2 separate regions of the Homo sapiens genome follow, and region 1 is linked to region 2. The links are chromatin loops, found by intact Hi-C in ENCODE. Cell type or tissue: prostate gland. All regions are shown on one strand. Links, peaks and the distances in the headings refer to the core of each region. The heading gives the core; the rest is flanking DNA.

Region 1 (8,445 bases), core at 2,152-7,151, 310 kb after region 2:
TAAACAGAAAATGACAAATGGGATCTAATTAAACTGAAGAGCTTCTGCAGAGCCAAAGAAAATATCATCAGAGTGAACAGACAAGCTATAGAACAGGAGGAAATTTGTGCAACCTATCCATCTGACAAAGGTCTAATATCCAGAGTCTGCAAGGAACTTAAATTTACCAGAAAAAAAAAAAATGCCACTAAAAAGTGAGCAAAGCGCCAGGCGTGGTGGCTCATGCTTGTAATCTCAACACTCTGTGAGGCCGAGGCGGGTGGATCACGAGGTCAGGAGATCGAGACCATCCTGGTTAACACAGTGAAACCCCATCTCTACTAAAAATACAAAAAATTAGCCAGGCGTGGTGACGGGCACCTGTAGTCCCAGCTACTTGGGAGGCTGAGGCAGGAGAATTGCTTGAACCCAGGAGGCGGAGGTTGCAATGAGCTGAGATCACGCCACTGCATTCCAGCCTGGGCAACAGAATGAGACTCCATCTCCAAAGGGGGAAAAAAAGTGAGCAAAGGACATGAACCGACACCTCTCAAAAGAAATTTATGCAGCCAACAAACATATGAAAAAAAGGTCAACATCACTGATCATTACAGAAATGCAAATAAAAACCACAATGAGATACCATCTCATACCAGTAAAAACAGCAATTATTAAAAAGTGAAAAACAACAGATGCTGGTGAGTCTGAGGAGAGATAGGAACGTTTTTACACTGTTGATGGGAATATAAATTAGTTCAACCATTGTGGAAGACTGTGTGGCAATTCCTCAAAGACCTAGAACCAGAAATACCATTTGACCCAGCAATCCTATTACTGAGTATATACCCAAAGGAATATAAATCATTCTATTATAAAGATACACATCCTGGCCAACATGGTGAAACCCCGTCTCTACTAAAAATACAAAAATTAGCTAGGCATGGTGGCGCATGTCTGTAATCCCAGTTACTTGGGAGGCTGAGGCAGGAGAATCGCTTGAACCAGGGAGTCGGAGGTTGCAGTGAGCCGAGATCTTGCCACTGCACTCCAGCCTGGCCACAGAGTGAGACTCCGTCTCAAAAAAAAAGAAAAGAAAAAAAAAGATACATGCACGTTTATGTTCATCGCAGCACCATTCACAATAGCAAAAGACATGGATTCAACTAAATGCCCATCAATGATATATTGGATAAAGAAAATGTGGTACAATACGCCATGGAGTACTGTGCAGCCATAAAAAAGGAACGAGATCATGTCCTTTGCAGGGAAAGGGATGGAGCTGGAAGCCATTATCCTCAGCAAACTAACCCAGGAACAGAAAATCAAACACCGCATGCTCTCATAAGTGGGAGCTGAACAATGAGAACACTTGGACACAGGGAGGGGAATAACACATACTGGAGCCTGTGAGATGAGGGGGTGGAGGAGGGAGAGTATCAGAAAAAATAGCTAATGCGTGCTGGGCTTAATACTTAGGTGACAGGTTGATAGCTGCAGCAAACCACTGGGCACATGTTTATTTATGTAACAAATCTGCACATGTATCCTGAAACTTAAATTAAAAAACAAAAACAAAAATAAGCAGAACATAACACCCACATACTCAACCACCTATCTTCATCAAATTTTAAAATCTGGCCAGGCGCAGTGGCTCATGCCTGTAATCCCAGCACTTTGGGAGGCCGAGGCGGGCGGATCACGAGGTCAGGAGATTGAGACCATCCTGGCTAACATGGTGAAACCCTGTCTCTACTAAAGATACAAAAAAATTAGCTGGGCATGGTGGCGAGCGCCTCTAGTCCCAGCTACTTGGGAGGCTGAGGCAGGAGAATGGTGTGAACCCAGGAGGCGGAGATTGCAGTGAGCCGAGATCGCGCCACTGCACTCCAGCCTGGGTGACAGAGCGACTCTCCATCTCAAAAAAAAAAAAAAAAAAAAAATTTAAAGTCTGTCATACTTGAGATTTTCTTTTTAAGCCAATAAAGCATTATAGATACAGTTGATGCTCCCTCATGTATATTTCCGGATCCTACTCCAACCCCATCCTGCTTCTTCATAGGTAGATAATACCTTGAATTTGTTGTTTACCATTTTTGGGCATGTTTTTTATACCCTTCACTTTATAACATGTATCCATGTAAGTGATGATATTGCTTTGCATATTTTCAAACTACATAAATGGTATCATATTATATGTACGATATTTCACCTTTTTTTTACTCATTATGTTTTGAGATAATCACCCTGATATATATGTGTATGTGTGTATAGATATGTATGCATCTATAGATAGCTTTGGCTTATTCTTTCTCACTGTTGTATGGTATTCCATTGTAAAAAAAAGTCTATCACATTTTTCTTCTTTTTCTATTGGAGGATATTTAAGTTGCTTCCAGTTTTTCATATTATGAACAATGTTAAAATGAACAGTCTTATAACTTAATCCTTATACAAGCCAGAGTTCCTTTAAGGTATATACCCCAGAGCAGAAGGCTGAGTAGAAGATGACCATGCCCATCCTCTTTTACTTCATATTGCCAAACTACTCTTCAAGGTGACTATATAATTTTAAACTCCCACTAGTAGTGAATCAGACTTCCTGTTGCTCCTCTTTGTCACAATTATTATGGAAGTCTTATTTTTGCATCTAATAAATGTGAAAATGTATCATTTTAATCTGTAATTTATCTGATTATTGAGAGTGAGCATCTATTCATATGTTAAATATGTTAACTGCCAATATGGTTTTTTATTCTGTGAACTGCTGGTTCATATTCTCTATCCACTTTTCTAAAATTCTTATCTTATTGGCCTATGGATATAATCTAGATACTAATCTTTGTTAGCTACATGCATTGCAAATCTTCCCTGGTCTTTTAATTTTGTTACTGGTGGTAACAAAATTTTTGTAGAATAGAACTTTAAAATTTTAATGCATTAAACCTTATCAGAGCAGGTGCAGTGGCTCACGCCTATAATCCTAGCCATTTAGGAGGCGAAGATGGGAGGATTGCTTGAGGACAGGAGTTTGAGACCAGCCTGAGCAACACAGCGAGACCCTGTCTCTTAAAAAACACACAACAAGCATTAAATAACAACAACAACAAAAACCATTCTGAATCATGGAAGACAACAAAACAAAACAAAACAAAATAAAACAAAAACAAAACCCCAAAAACAATTATCACTTAGTAATAAAACAAAACAAAAAAATTTATCAATCTTTTGTTATGTTTTTTGTGTCTTGTTCAAAAAAAAACAAATCCTTCAGTGTCCCCAGTGTTATACTACTATTAATATTCTCCTATATTTCCTTCTAAAAGTTTTGCTTTTTCCATTTCGGTTTTTAATCTACCTAAAAAAAATGTGTGTGAGTATGTTCATATATTTTGAAGTAAGAATGAAGAATTTTCCCATATAATTGTTAGATTATCGATTGTCTAAGTAGCATTTATTAACTAATCCATTCTTCGCCCTTTGATGTAAAAAATATCTCAGGTTTCCAGATATGTAGATACATTTCTGGGTTCTCTCTATTCTGCTCCACTAGTCTATTTGTCTACATCTAAGCCATTATCTTCATTTGTATTTTTTGTAGCTTTCTAATAAGTCTTGTTGTCTATCTTGTGGACCAATCATTTTATGTTAGTCTTCTTAAAACTGTCTTAGCTATTCTTGGTTTTATTCTTTCACTTGAATTTCAGGGTCATCTTCTCAGGTTCCCCAAAAATTTCTGCTGAGATTTTGGTTGGAATTGCACTGAATTTATAGATGAAATGTGACACTTACTGTTTAATAGTTTAAAACAAATAAAATGGAAAGATATACTTAAAAGACTGGCAAGAAACACACTAAAAACAAGTGATTTTTCCTTTATAAGTATTTTTTTTAAAAAAAGAATATGTAATTACTTTTTCCATAAACAAGAAATGATTTTAAAAATATGAAAAAAATGTATATTTCATTCTAACCTGCAAGGCTGCACAGCAGCCCAGTTTTCTATATAAGAATCAGCTCTACAAATAGAAACTCTTGCACAGCTTCTAAAAAAACCAATAAAATAAAAGTGGGGAATGCTGACAACATTAAACAACTTTAGCCATTCTGAGCTGCTCTTGTGCATGCCAGATATCAAAACTAAAATCTCTGGAAGCAGTTCCACAATTTCTATTTCAATTGCTTACATGCTCCCAGCCCACAGAACAGACCTCTCTTTTTGTGTCTAATCTGTATTTTGATTATTGATTCAATAACATCTTATCAGAGATCAGTTATGGTGCAGTTTTTTCCTAACTGGGAATCATTTTCTTGAGGCTTCTTCTCCCTTCTTCACAGATAGTAAGCAGATCTGTTGCCCCCTTCTGGTTTGTGGCTGTAAGCTTAGCAATACGGGTACACGTATGACAGATTTGATTTGCTGTCTTTTAGGGTCAGGAAGCTTCCCCCAAAATGTGATATCCTTTCTAAATGTGTGTTGAACTACTAGTGTTCCTAAGCATCTACTTCTCCACATTCCTGAGCCTTGATGGCCCTTACACCTTGATGCCCTTGGGGCAGGGGTGGTGCGGATGGTTAGGGAAACCTAAACCAGAAATCAAATACATTTTCCCATAAGAGAGAAGTATGGGAAATAAATACTCCTTGCTTCTCCCGATGTTACAATCTAGTATAGTCAACATTAAAGCTAAATTTTATTGAGCACTGACCTTCTTTGTCCCAAGACTGTTCTAAGGGCATTATAACGTTATCAATTTCTTGGAGTCTCATAAATACCCTAAAGCACAGGCACTATTTTAACACTCATTTTATGAGGGAGGAAATGGATGGCACATTCGACATTCAAATCCAGGCACTCTGGCTCAAGTCCATACTCTTGTCTACTATACTATACTGTGTCTCAGGTAAAGAGAAAGAAAGAAATATTTTTGACAGAAGACAAAACAAAATAAGTAAGCACCCCTGAATAGGTAAAACAAAATTTTATAGATGGGTCAGAGAGATCACATTCAACCGTGAAAATCAGGGTAAGTTTATGAGTGTAGCAGAATTTGGGACAGGCCTTAAAACACAGGCTGTATTCTGTTAGAAAGAGACAGTGGGGAGGGAAGAGCATAGGCAAGATATGAAAGTAGAAGGCACATTCAGAGAACAGTAGTCCATTCCAACTGGAGTCTGAAAGCACTGTGTAAGTGTGTAAGTCTGTTATTACCTGCTATTATTCAGCAAATGGAGGACTATACTAATCTATACGTATGAGATGCACAAAGTTCTCACTTGAACACATAATTTCAGTGTTTGACTTATCAAAACTCTGCCAAGATTTTTACCAATGAAGACTAATGATTGAGTTTCACCTCTTGGTAGTGTCCATCACTGAACTATGTAACAGCCAGTGCATAATGAATACACTGTTCATGTGCTGTAATGATCTGGTGTTGGAAGACCTAGTTTTAAGTCCCAGCTTTGCCTATTACTAGGTATAAAATGGTGATACTATTTGTCTTAAAATCAGCATTGCTATTAAAAAAACAGAATAGACCTCAAAATGTAAAATCTGCCTGTTCAAAACAAACATACCTGGAAATCTATCATGAAAATGAAAGCAGCCTAGACCACTAAACAGAATTCACATCAAATACTTCTAGCTCCTCAGATGTCCTCTTGCCTAGACACACAGCATCTGGAAATACTCAGGAATTTATTTGCCTTTGGCCTCAAAAACCATGATGCAATCAACTGAAACTTCTGTTCCCATAAATCTCTCCTTGAAGCTTCTGTTTATCTACTCAGCTCTCCCTTAAATATTATACCAGTTTCTGAAACGATCTCTTAATTATTTTCAAATCAAACTGCGTTACACTTAAAACCCTACTGAAGTAGGGTTTATATAATAAATATAAAACTATATTTTAGTTATGCCTTTCTCATTGCCCTGTAGCTATAATTCCTGGTACCTTAATTTGACTTTACAATTATAAAAATAGGCAGGAGAAATATTTTTCAATAAAAGGGGTTTATACTGTAGAAAAAAAAGAACTTGGATACATATTCTTATGTGAAATTTTAGGAGTTTAAGGTTTAATTTACAAATGGTTCTGTAGCTATTAGAACAGATTTACTTTAGCCTTCTCCTTTTAAATCTCATGTATATACAAGGCATCAAAAACATGTGGTTTGTGGGCCTTGCAGGAAAAAGGCAAGTACATATGTATAAAAATTAGTTACCTAGAGGATAAATAAGAGTGGATACCCAACTTCTCATACCACAAAATTTACTAAATATATTCACAAACAAGATAGTAAATGAAGTCTGTCACCTAAATCCAGAAGAGAATAAGAGATCTTCTACCCTTTCTGTTGTTTACTTTTACATCTATTAGTTTTTCTCTTGATATTCATAGTTAAGGCGGCTGGAACTTCAATTTTAAAGTGAATAAAATTCTGCGTGAGAAACTAAACAAAAAGCCAGAGCTACATGCTTTCAAAGTCTGAGGCATCTGGTGATAAAATCTTATCAGTGACATTAAGAAACATTATGTTTTAGCTATGGGAAGTGCCTTGGGAGGCATCCAAGATGATCTGCTCATCTAGAAAGCTGATGTCCAGAGAGTTCACTAACTAGTTCAAAGCTACAGATCAAAGTGGGGACTAAACTGGTCCTAAGACCCCAGTCACCTCTTTCTTCCCATCCTGACTCCTTCAGGGTCTTTTTAGTACCTCCCCCACAAGATAATACATTTTCATTGTTGAATTTCTTTTTATGTTAATTTTTTTCTAGGTTTAATTAATTCTATGTCACACTGTTAGGAGGTTTCAAAATGTTCATTGAGTCTGTATCTTTTGGTATATTACTGAAACTGCTTAGGAAAAAAAACTGACACAAAGAGATACACTGGGCTAGCTGATGAGCTTCTGAACTTGAAGTCAGGCCTCATCCACAGCTGGAGCTTGGACTTGTCACATGGCTCCAAGGGACTCACTTAGTCTATCCAGGTTGCAATTTCAGATTCCGGAAGTTGGCAGGACTTCAGAGGTCATCTGGTCTAAAATTTTCCAACTAGTGCCAATACACCAGGAAGACCCAATGGGTATGTTTTGGCAATTGTTCTTTCTCCAAAGGTCTGTGGCCAGTTCCTGTCAAACAGTCCAAGTATGGTCAAGTAGGCAAGATATGATCCAGCAAGCTTAGAAAGAAATGTGTACGTACAAAAAAAAAAGGCAAAAGAAAAACTCACCCTCTTGCTGCCTTCTAAATCTGCTTCCAATTCAATACTTCTATCATGTACAAGCCACTTTCCCACTGAGGTTCAATTTTCAGTTCATTTTTGACTCTCCTTGTTTTCTGTCTCTACATTCAACCTGCCATTAATCCTGCTGATCCAATTTTTTCCCTCCTATGTACATTTCTCTCTTTATTTCCACTGTCTACTACCACAGGACAGGTCTTTTTTCTCTATATGCATAGACAATTTCCTTATAACATTTACCAATTTTAATAAAAAATTTACCCTGTTATAAATCTTTCTGAAATACTTTTATTATGATATATACTTCTTAAGAATCTGCAGATGACTATCTTGAGGATCTTTTAAAAAATATTTTTTCAGGCTAGGTGTGGTGGCTCATGCCTATAATCCCAGCACTTTGGGAGGCCGAGGCAGGTGGATTGCTTGAGTCCAGGAGTTCAAGACCAGCCTGGGCAACATTGTGAGACCCCATCTCTAAAAAAAAAAAAAAAAACACCACCAAAAAGGCCAGGCATGGTGGCATACGCCTAAAGTCCTAGCTACCTGGGAGGCTGAGGTAGGACAATTGCCTGAGCCTGGGAAGTTGAGGGTACAGTGAGCTAAGATCCTGCCACTGCATGCCAGCCTGGGCAACAGAGTGAGACCCTGTCTTTAAATTAAAAAAAAAAAAAAAATTTGGTTAATTTCCTTCTGTGTGTGTGTGTGAGAGAGAGAGATGGAAAAAGAGAAGGGGGGAGGGAAGGGAAGGGAAGAAATGAAAAATATGTATTTTTTGAATAAGTAATATACACCCATGATATAAAATTCAAAAGTTACAAGAGACAATTCAATGAGAAGTCATCCAGGTTTCTTCCCTAAAAGAAACCAATGTTACCAGTTTTTGTGTGTATCATTCCAGAGATATTTTATGTACACACATACATATATACACATAAGCATCAAAGCACATGTATACATATTACACATAAACCACAGTGGCTACATCACACACTAAGTCCTACTCTTGTTTTTTTCACTTAATACATTTCACAATTTATTCAATAGGAAATACAAATAAAGCTTCCTCATTCTTTTCAATCACTGCACAGTATTCCACTGTACAGCTGTAGAATAATTAAACAGGCTTCTATTGATGGACGTAATCTTTTACTTTTTGCAATGGACATTTTTGGCATGAATATGAGTGTATCAGGAGGTTAAATTCCTAGAGGTGGAATTA
Region 2 (8,445 bases), core at 1,509-6,508:
ATGGTGAAACCCTGTCTCTACTAAAAATACAAAAATTAGCCAGGCTTGGTGGCGCATGCCTGTAATCCCAGCTACTCGGGAGGCTGAGGCATGAGAATCGCTTGAATCCAGGAGGTGGAGGTTGCAGTGAGCTGAGACCATGCCATTGCACTCCAGCCTAGATAGCAAGAGCAAAACTCCATCTTGAAAAAAAAAAAAAAAGAGAAGAAGAAGAAGAAAGAAAAGAAAAGAAAAAGAAAAGTCCCATACTGAATTCATTGTAGTTGGCATCTATCAAGCATCTAGATTCACTGTTTGAGACCCATCCTAGCACTTCCATGCCTCCCCCAGGATTAATGACTATGGGGTCCCAGCAAAGGTCAAGTGTCTGGGATAGGTTCTAGGAGAATGCAGTACAGTACATCCAGTATTTTCTTTCTTTCTTTCCTTTTTTTTTTGAAACAGAGTCTTGCTCTGTCATCCAGGCTGGAGTGCAATGGTGTGATCTCGGCTCACTGCAACCTCCGCCTCCCGGGTTTAAGTGATTCTCCTGCCTTAGCCTCCCGAGTAGCTGGGACTACAGGTGCCCACCACCATGCCTGGCTAATTTTGGTATTTTTAGTAGAGGCTGGGTTTCACCATATTGGCCAGGCTGGTCTCGAACTCCTGACCTCATGATCCACCCGCCTCGGCCTCCCAAAGTGCTGAGATTACAGTCATGAGCCACCGCACCCGGCCACATCCACTATTTTCTATTTGAAAATGTTCCCAAGTCTGGAGAGTCCTGGCTTTAAAAATAGCTTAGTATACAGTAGTATAGTAAGGAAATTATAGTTAAAGATAATTTACTGTATATTTCAAAATAACTAGGAAAGAAGAATTATCATGTTTCCAACACAAAGAAAAGATACATGTTTGAGGTGATGGGCATCCAGTTATGCAGATTTGACCATGACACATTGTACACAGGGATCCAGATATCACATGCACCCCCAAAATATGTACAACTATTATATATCAATAAAAAAGTACAAGAAGAATAAACTGTGAAAAGATCAAGAGTCAAAAACAGAAAAGAAAAGAAAGAAATAGCCTAAAGCTAGAATGTGGGGTGGATGCAGGGATGAGGGTTATGCCAGGTTTCTCTTTGACCATTGTATGCTCATAAGGAGGTTTCTATGCTAAGAATCTCTATGTCAAGATGCTTAACTTGATTCATACCCTTTGGTTAAGGAAGAAACTAGGAATTTGAGGGACATGATTAAAAACTTCAATTAGGGACCATTTGTAGCACGTATTTATTTTCTTTTTGTAATTCTGCTATCATCTCTGGGCATCTTCTTCCAGATGTTTTGGCTGGTCACCTTGACTCTAATGGAGTCTTCAGATTATTAGAAGATGCAAGAGGAGAGCCCAAAAGTTCTTGTTCCTAACCCTTGGATATGCCTGATAAGGCCTTGTGAATCCAAATACCACATTCCTTCTTTCCAGCCATGAAGTACCTGAGAGTGGCTCTGCTTGGGCAGGTCTTGGCATTGGGCTGAAGGTGATGTCCTCTATTCCCTAGAATGGGGTAGGGACTGGGAGCCGTTACACATGACAGTGGACTGAGATGCTTTGTCTGAGTTAGTTCTTACATCTCAATTCCAATATGTGTGTCTGAGTTCATTTGGGCAGCTATAACAAAATGCCATAAACTTGTTAGCTTATAACAACAGAAATTTATTTCTCTCAGTTCTAGAGTCTGGGAAGTCCAAGATCAAGGGGCCAGCAGATTCAGCATCTGGTGAAGGCCTGCTTTCTGGTTCATAGATGGTGCCTTCTTGCTGTATTCTCACATGGGGGAAGGGGCAGGGCAGCTCTCTGGGGCCTCTTTTATAGGGGCACTAATCCCACTCATGAAGGCCTGTTGATCTAATCACCTCCCAATGGCCCCACCTCCTAATACCATCACCTTGGGGGTTGAGATTCCAACACATAAATTTTGGAGGGACACAAACATTCAGACCATAGCAGATTAATTTCCAGACTCTCAGAGAAATCCTTATCAAATAAATTAATTCAGAAGAAAATCCCCAAACTAATTAGTGTGGATCCTTTTTACCGTTCCTGTGAGTCAGAGCTGATGTGCTCACTGCCTGTGTCCCCTCCTGCCCTTGCCCCCCGCAGGGAGATAACTGAGCCATGCCTTTTGCCACCCACTCTCCCTGTCCTCTTTGCATCTTTGGCTGGCAACCCCAGAGCACTTTCCAGATCCTCTGCATCTCTCTTCACCAGATCTCTGGCCATTCCTAATTCTACATTCTGGACAGTTCCTGGCCTGTTGCTCTTGCTCTTTGCAGGAACTGTGGATGAAGCCTTGCCAGGACACAGGTCCTCAGTGCCTGTCACTGAGGTGGCCCTTCATTTAACTGAAGTCCCATTACATTAATAAGCCTCAGTTTCCCTCCCCTCAGTGACTTCAGGAAGCCTTTCTGTATCCTGGCTCTTGTTCTATGATGGTGTGTTCGATCTGTAGAGGTGGGTTTTTTTTCTTTTCACCAAATCTCAGCATTTTTCCTTTCCCTCATACTGGAGGGTTGCTTTCTGTTTCTTCCTTCCTTACCTTAGTCTCTATTACAGCAGCCCTGAAGTCTATCTGCAAGTGTGTGCATGGATCTGGGGAATGGGCAGGTAGGATTCTGGGCTCAACAGTCACATTTCTTGCTAAATTAGTGTGGTCCCAGGGGAAGGGGCTTCGGCAGATGAGGAGCCACAGAGGAGGGGGATGCAGAATTCCCCTTTCCTGGCTGATTTCTGTTTTGCCTAAAAACCATGTGGCTGTGACACCAGGGCACTGCTGTCTCCCCAGACAACAAATTTTAATAGCTCTCCTTTACTGCTGGCAATGATAATGGCTAACACAGGCTGGCTATTCACGACATGGTAAGCTTGGTACAGAATCTATCTTATTTAATCCTTGCTTTGAAGCAATTCTATTATTCTCCCCATTGTACAGATGAGGACACTGAGGACCAAGGAGTGGCAGAGCTTTGCTAGAAACTCAACTCTGACCTCAGAGCTGGAGTGCTTCCCCTAACCCCATGCTGAAAATAGTCACTGCTGTTCCGGGACTACCCTGCCAGCTTCTTAGTTGTCAGATTTCGGAAACTGTATCAACTCTCTCAAGTGGAGGGGACACTTTGAACAAATAAATATTGACAAGCACTGTCAAAATAGCTGGAGATTCTGACCCTGTCAGGCTAATCTCTGTTCTCCCTGTGAAAGCTCTGGCTTCCGTCACTCTGGGTCACATTCCGGCCTGCCTTCCTGTCAGAGTCCTACATTGCTCTCCTCTCCTCCACAATGTGCATATTGCAAGTTGGTCATCCTGTGTGTGTATTTACTTGCTGTGGCTTGTTTGGGTTCAGTTTTTTGAGTGTTCGTTTGCTTTTCCCAGACAGTATCAGATCCAGCCTTTCTGCCCCACCCCTTTTTGGAGGTACCGCTCTTTTCTACGCTATAAATGACTGACCAGTTGGGACTGAACTTGGCTGGGACAATCTCTGTTTTCACTCCCCTTCTATGTCCATCCTCTGTACTTTCAAAGTCTCCTGGGTACTCTCCTTCTTTCCTACAAGGTTGCAACTGTGTACCTTCTGTTGCCTCTCCTAGGCCTGTTGCATCCTGGAACACAGTACAGCCAATAAATGTTTGTTAAATGAATGGATGAATGAATGTAGTTCTCAATATGTATAATCATGGCACTCTGACAAAGCTGCTGTTATAATCCCTTTGTAAAGGAACCACATGCTTAATTTTAAGATAGAAGGATTGCAGCAACAACATTGCACGAGTTTTTCTCTTTTGACAGTTTCTGGTTCATCCGAGATCCCTGCACCTGCCAAACAGAAACTCACATTCACTCACACACCAGTTAGGTAAGAAGCAGCTGGCTAAGTATTGAGCTATTCTTGCCCAAGTCCACCATTTCCATGTAGGGGGTTGAAAGGAAGCTGATCATTTTCCTTCGGTTTTTTAAAGAATGTCCTTTGGGCTTTTTAGCATCCTTGTGACAGGCATCATGTTCATCTCAAGCTGTTTGGTGAGTACAGGGAGATGGGTCCCTGTGTCAGGTGCTATATTCTTGTTGAGATACAAAAGCTTCAGTTCTCAACTCTCCAGCCCTGCAGGGGAGAATGAGGTCTTATCAAGATTGCTTGGCAAAGTGTATTATTCATAAACCCACCTGGCTTATCACCAAAAAAATGTTGTGTTCACTGAGAGAGGCTCTTAAAGAATTCTCTGTTAATATTTGCTTTGTCATTTCAGAAAGCCTTTAGCTAGGCCTGATCAGACAGTTATTTCTGGCTGGGTACAAATTCTGTTTTCAGAATATTGCTTGGCTCTTTGTTCCTTTCCCCTCTGTGCTGCCCACCCCCTTGCCTGACTCATCTCTTCTAGAACCTTCTCTGTCCTTTCCCAAACCACTGGGAGTGATTTACTAAGTACATTTCCCAGCCAGCTCCCAGACACTGGCTAGAAAGACCAATTTACAGGAACAAAATGTCCCCACATTGTAACTGGGTCATGGTCCAAAATTTATTTGAAAATCAGACATTGGAATTAACAATGTTTTTTTTTTTTTTTCTCAGAGAAATAACAGTGGAGAGAAGGTCTCACGATATCCCCAGAAGCCACTTTATCTATAATGAAGCTGAATTGTAACACAAATGAGGGATCTAGGAATAGAATATGTGTCGGTGCAGAAGAGGGGACTAGTGGGGGACAGTAGGGGAGGACAGGAGGAGAAATTGGAGGGGGAAGATTTTTCTCCCTCTCTTTATTAATACAGTTCTAGTCCTGGGCCACAGTTCATAATAATCAGGTCATGTGCACACAGCCTCTTGTGGCCTTAGAGTCAGAAGTGATTGGAGTTCAGGGTCTGACTCAGGTTAAACAGACTCATACCAGCTAGATGTGCCAACCAGAATGGCAGTTAAAAAAATTGCTGGCTATCAAGCATGTTGCTACCAGTGCATTTCCTCCCTGGAAGCAAATCTGCAAGGGAAGCTGGAGTGCAATCAGAAAACTGTGTTGAGCCTCACTTAGATCAGGGATCAACTGTCACAGGACTAGACAGGACAACTTTAGACCCTACTAGTCTCTCTTCTGGCATTCTGCATAATCAAGGCTTGGGAGTTGCTTCTTTCACATTCTCTTTTCTGGGCTTTCTGGCTTTTCTTATTTATTATTATTATTTTTTGCCAGATACATTGTTGCTTTAATTATGATGATGTCTTCAATCAGATCAGAGCCAAAATTGGTAGCCTGGGAGCCATTCTGGTTTTTTTTTATTTGTTTGTTTGTTGGCTTGTTTTAGGTTGATGTAGTATTGCTCTTATCCAACATGTGCGGATTTTGTAGTATAACTAGTGGGAAACAATTTACTTTCTATGTTCTCAGGGATCACTTTAATTCAATGTCTCCAAACCTCCAAACATGTTCCAACTATACCTTCAGCTATAGATAGCATCACTATTTTGTGTGGAGGAGGCAGAAGTGGTAGAAGAAAGAGTGGAATCAGTCCATCTTATTCCACAAATCTTCAAAATTTAAAAATATTTGCTGCCTCAAATTTTTTTCAGAAGCAGCAGGAATATAAAGTAGAACAAAATACATGAAAAAACATAAAGAGTTACTTATTATCTTTTACCCTTAACTGAAATACTCTTTCTTCTAGAGAAAATGATGTCAGCTAGATGTTAGAAAGAAAGATGAACACACTAATTTATACTCATGTGCAAATGACTAGGTAACACTTCTAGTCACATTTTGAGAGTTTTCTTCTTTTGAGAGAGGGCATATAGTGATACATATGTATCTTTAGTAGAATTTCAGGCAGTGTAAGTAGCTATTTCACAGAGTAGGAAAACTTAAAGAGTATTGTGGGAAAGGTTTCAGGTTCAGGTTGGTCTTTTGCTCTGGAGTTCAGCTTCTCTCTGTTACTTATATCTTCTTTTCTTTCTGGACATCAATCTAAAAGATTTGCAAGCCTCCAAGGTTTATCACAAAAATTTTCATTCCAGTACTATCAGGACCTGTAGTTGTGGGAGTAAGAGGGAGACCAGGCTGCTAAGGGGAGAGTGAGGGCAATTTTTGGCACATTTGCACACTAGAAGTCTCCTCTACTAGCTTAACCTAACCTTTGATCCATTTCTGTTGTTCACATTTCTCACCTCTTTCCAAATGCCCAATTTTTTTTTTTTTTTTTTTTTTGTGACCATGAGCTCCCTGGCCACTTTGCTATTGGTTGACTATGACAGGTGTGCTCTCTCATCTCAGGGCCTGCCTTAGAATGCTCTTCTCCCAGATTGTCACAGCGACCCTCTGTCAACGTACTCAAATCTCTGTCCAGTGCTACCTCTTCAGAGAGCTTTCTCTGACCTACCAAAAACAGCATCTTCCTCCATTTACTATCCCCTCACCCTGCTTTATTTTTCTTCATTGCACTTATCACTACCTGGCGTATTATGTCTCTGTTGTTTAACTTTCAATCTGTCTGTTAATATCGGAATGCTAGCTGCACTTGGGAGGGATTTTTGTCTGGCTGGTCCAAAGTTAGATTCCTAGTACGAGGCCTGTGCTGGGCACAAAGTGGGCCCTCAACAAATATTTGTTAGATGAATGAATCTCCATCTTATAAATGAGAGTTTGAAGCTTAGAAAGATTAAATGACTTAGTCAAGGCCATAAGTGCCAGAGATGGGATTACAACCCAAGTCACGTGATGCCAAAGCCTATATTCTTAGCCATTGCATGTGTGTGTGTGTGTGTGTGTGTGTTTGTGTGTGTGTATCTCCCAATCTTCTCCATTAAACTCTCAGATTCTCCATCATAAGGACTATTTGTATTATATCTTGTAACCTAAATGCCTAAAATGCTCAATATGTGAAGGGGAGACTATAAATGTCAAAGGAAAAATATATCTTTGGCTAATGGATGAGTGCTTGAACAAAGAGAAGCATGTTTCCGATGAGGACACAGTACAGACAAAGACCTAAGAAACACACTGGGAATTGCAGAGTTCAAATGTCTTCCTAAATGGCTAACTTATCACCAGGGGCAGCCTAGGCAGTGCGAAAAATAAAGTCTACTGAGTAAGTATAATCATTGCACATCCCCTTTTAGCAGCTGGAGTCATTGTCCCACACCTTGCCTCACAGTGCACATACAAGTTTAAATGCCTGAGATTGCTAATTTTCCAAAGACTTCATTATCGTGAGATGAGGCCATGGCAAAAATGTGCTGGTCTTTAAAACAAGGACAGATGACAAATTGATAGCACTATAAAAGGGCCACAGGACTTAGCGCTGGCTCTGAACGTCTACCAGACAGCAGACACAATATATGTTCACTGAGAGTGTTGGATCTCAAAGATACCAATGAATTTAGAGGTGTCTGAGCAACAAAAAGATTTATTTTGTTTCTTAAATTCAGAACTCTGGACTCTCAAGGGAAGACAGTGGTTTGGCAGAAAGCAGTGGTAGAATAACCAATTATTCTATAATATTTTTCAGAGCCAACTTCCTTCTAACATTTTGTTTCCATTGCCACGGTAATCCTGCTTTCCTCAGCATAAGGAAGCAGGGAAGAGGTGAAATAAGAGCCCTCCCTTGGAATTGGATCATGTGAGCCAAAATAGTCAGATCCTTCCAGTGGGCCAGCTGGAGAAGGGTCCACAATTGTCTCCTAGAATCAGGGCTGTATACAATGACATGCACATCTTTATCCATCATGGAAATTGGTCGCTTACAATGCATCCTTTTTGTAGGCTAAAATAACTGGCATCCTTCTCTCCCGACCCATTTACATCCCCTTTTCCCTCATCACTCATCATCCTCTGCCCTTCCCCCAAACACATTGTTGTTGATTTTTATTAGCTCTGAATCAAAGAAAATGTGCTGGAGAATATTGCACCAGGGAAGCAACATTTCAATGCTTAATTACTTGAGGTGCTTCCTAAATTAAACTAGCCGGTTTCCTACCCTCTTTAATATTTTTTCTTTCTGTGTAAAGATGAAGTAAATCTCCTGTCAAAGGATTGGAGAGAAGGAACCAACCGTCTTTCACTCACCCACTTAGAACCTTCTGGAAGCCCTGACTGCCTTGCTGTAAGGTCGGCTGAATGGAAAGAGACAAAGGCTGTTGGCCCTGATAACAGAGGACATGGAGAACACTGACGGGCCAGCACAGAGAGGTGTGTGGAGAAATGGATGCCCTGTAGGGTATGCATACTACGTCTTGGCTCCTTTGAGAGATTGAGTGTTTAGATCTGGAAGAGTGTCTCTCTGGATTAATAATAAATAGATTTGTAGCTTGGACTGATGTAAATAACAAGGTTAACAGAAGGTATTGAGAAAGGACATCTCTCACCAGATCAGCAAAACAATAGACACATGTCCTTGCCCCTGGTAGGGAAATGGGA

Evidence for each region. Hi-C counts contacts between places; a loop is a spot of excess contacts. Peaks named below come from ENCODE experiments on the same cell type or tissue, not always from the same donor. Only the 100,000 strongest peaks of a DNase experiment are listed, where the experiment ranks them.
Region 1: it touches region 2 in a loop (2.3-fold over the local background); 1 of 110 quality-filtered maps calls a loop at or near these places.

What each region holds. Positions count from the first base shown.
Region 1 is chr5:72,276,546-72,284,990 of GRCh38, forward strand. The region is part of intron 4 of MRPS27 (mitochondrial ribosomal protein S27); the gene reads right to left. It overlaps LOC107986422 (a long non-coding RNA gene), which reads right to left. Exons shown (of 2, transcript XR_001742742.2): 2 at 4,305-7,113. Among named protein-coding and RNA genes, the nearest start is that of MRPS27, 39 kb to the right of the region's middle. In prostate gland, for the core only: a CTCF peak has its summit at 4,337 (motif pointing left); a DNase peak (open chromatin) is centred at 5,694; H3K27ac peaks cover 3,106 bases.
Region 2 is chr5:71,969,920-71,978,364 of GRCh38, forward strand. It overlaps LOC124901000 (a long non-coding RNA gene), which reads left to right and starts at 8,089. Exons shown (of 2, transcript XR_007058811.1): 1 at 8,089-8,217. In prostate gland, for the core only: no CTCF peak of the experiment used is centred there; DNase peaks (open chromatin) are centred at 3,407 and 4,462; H3K27ac peaks cover 1,793 bases.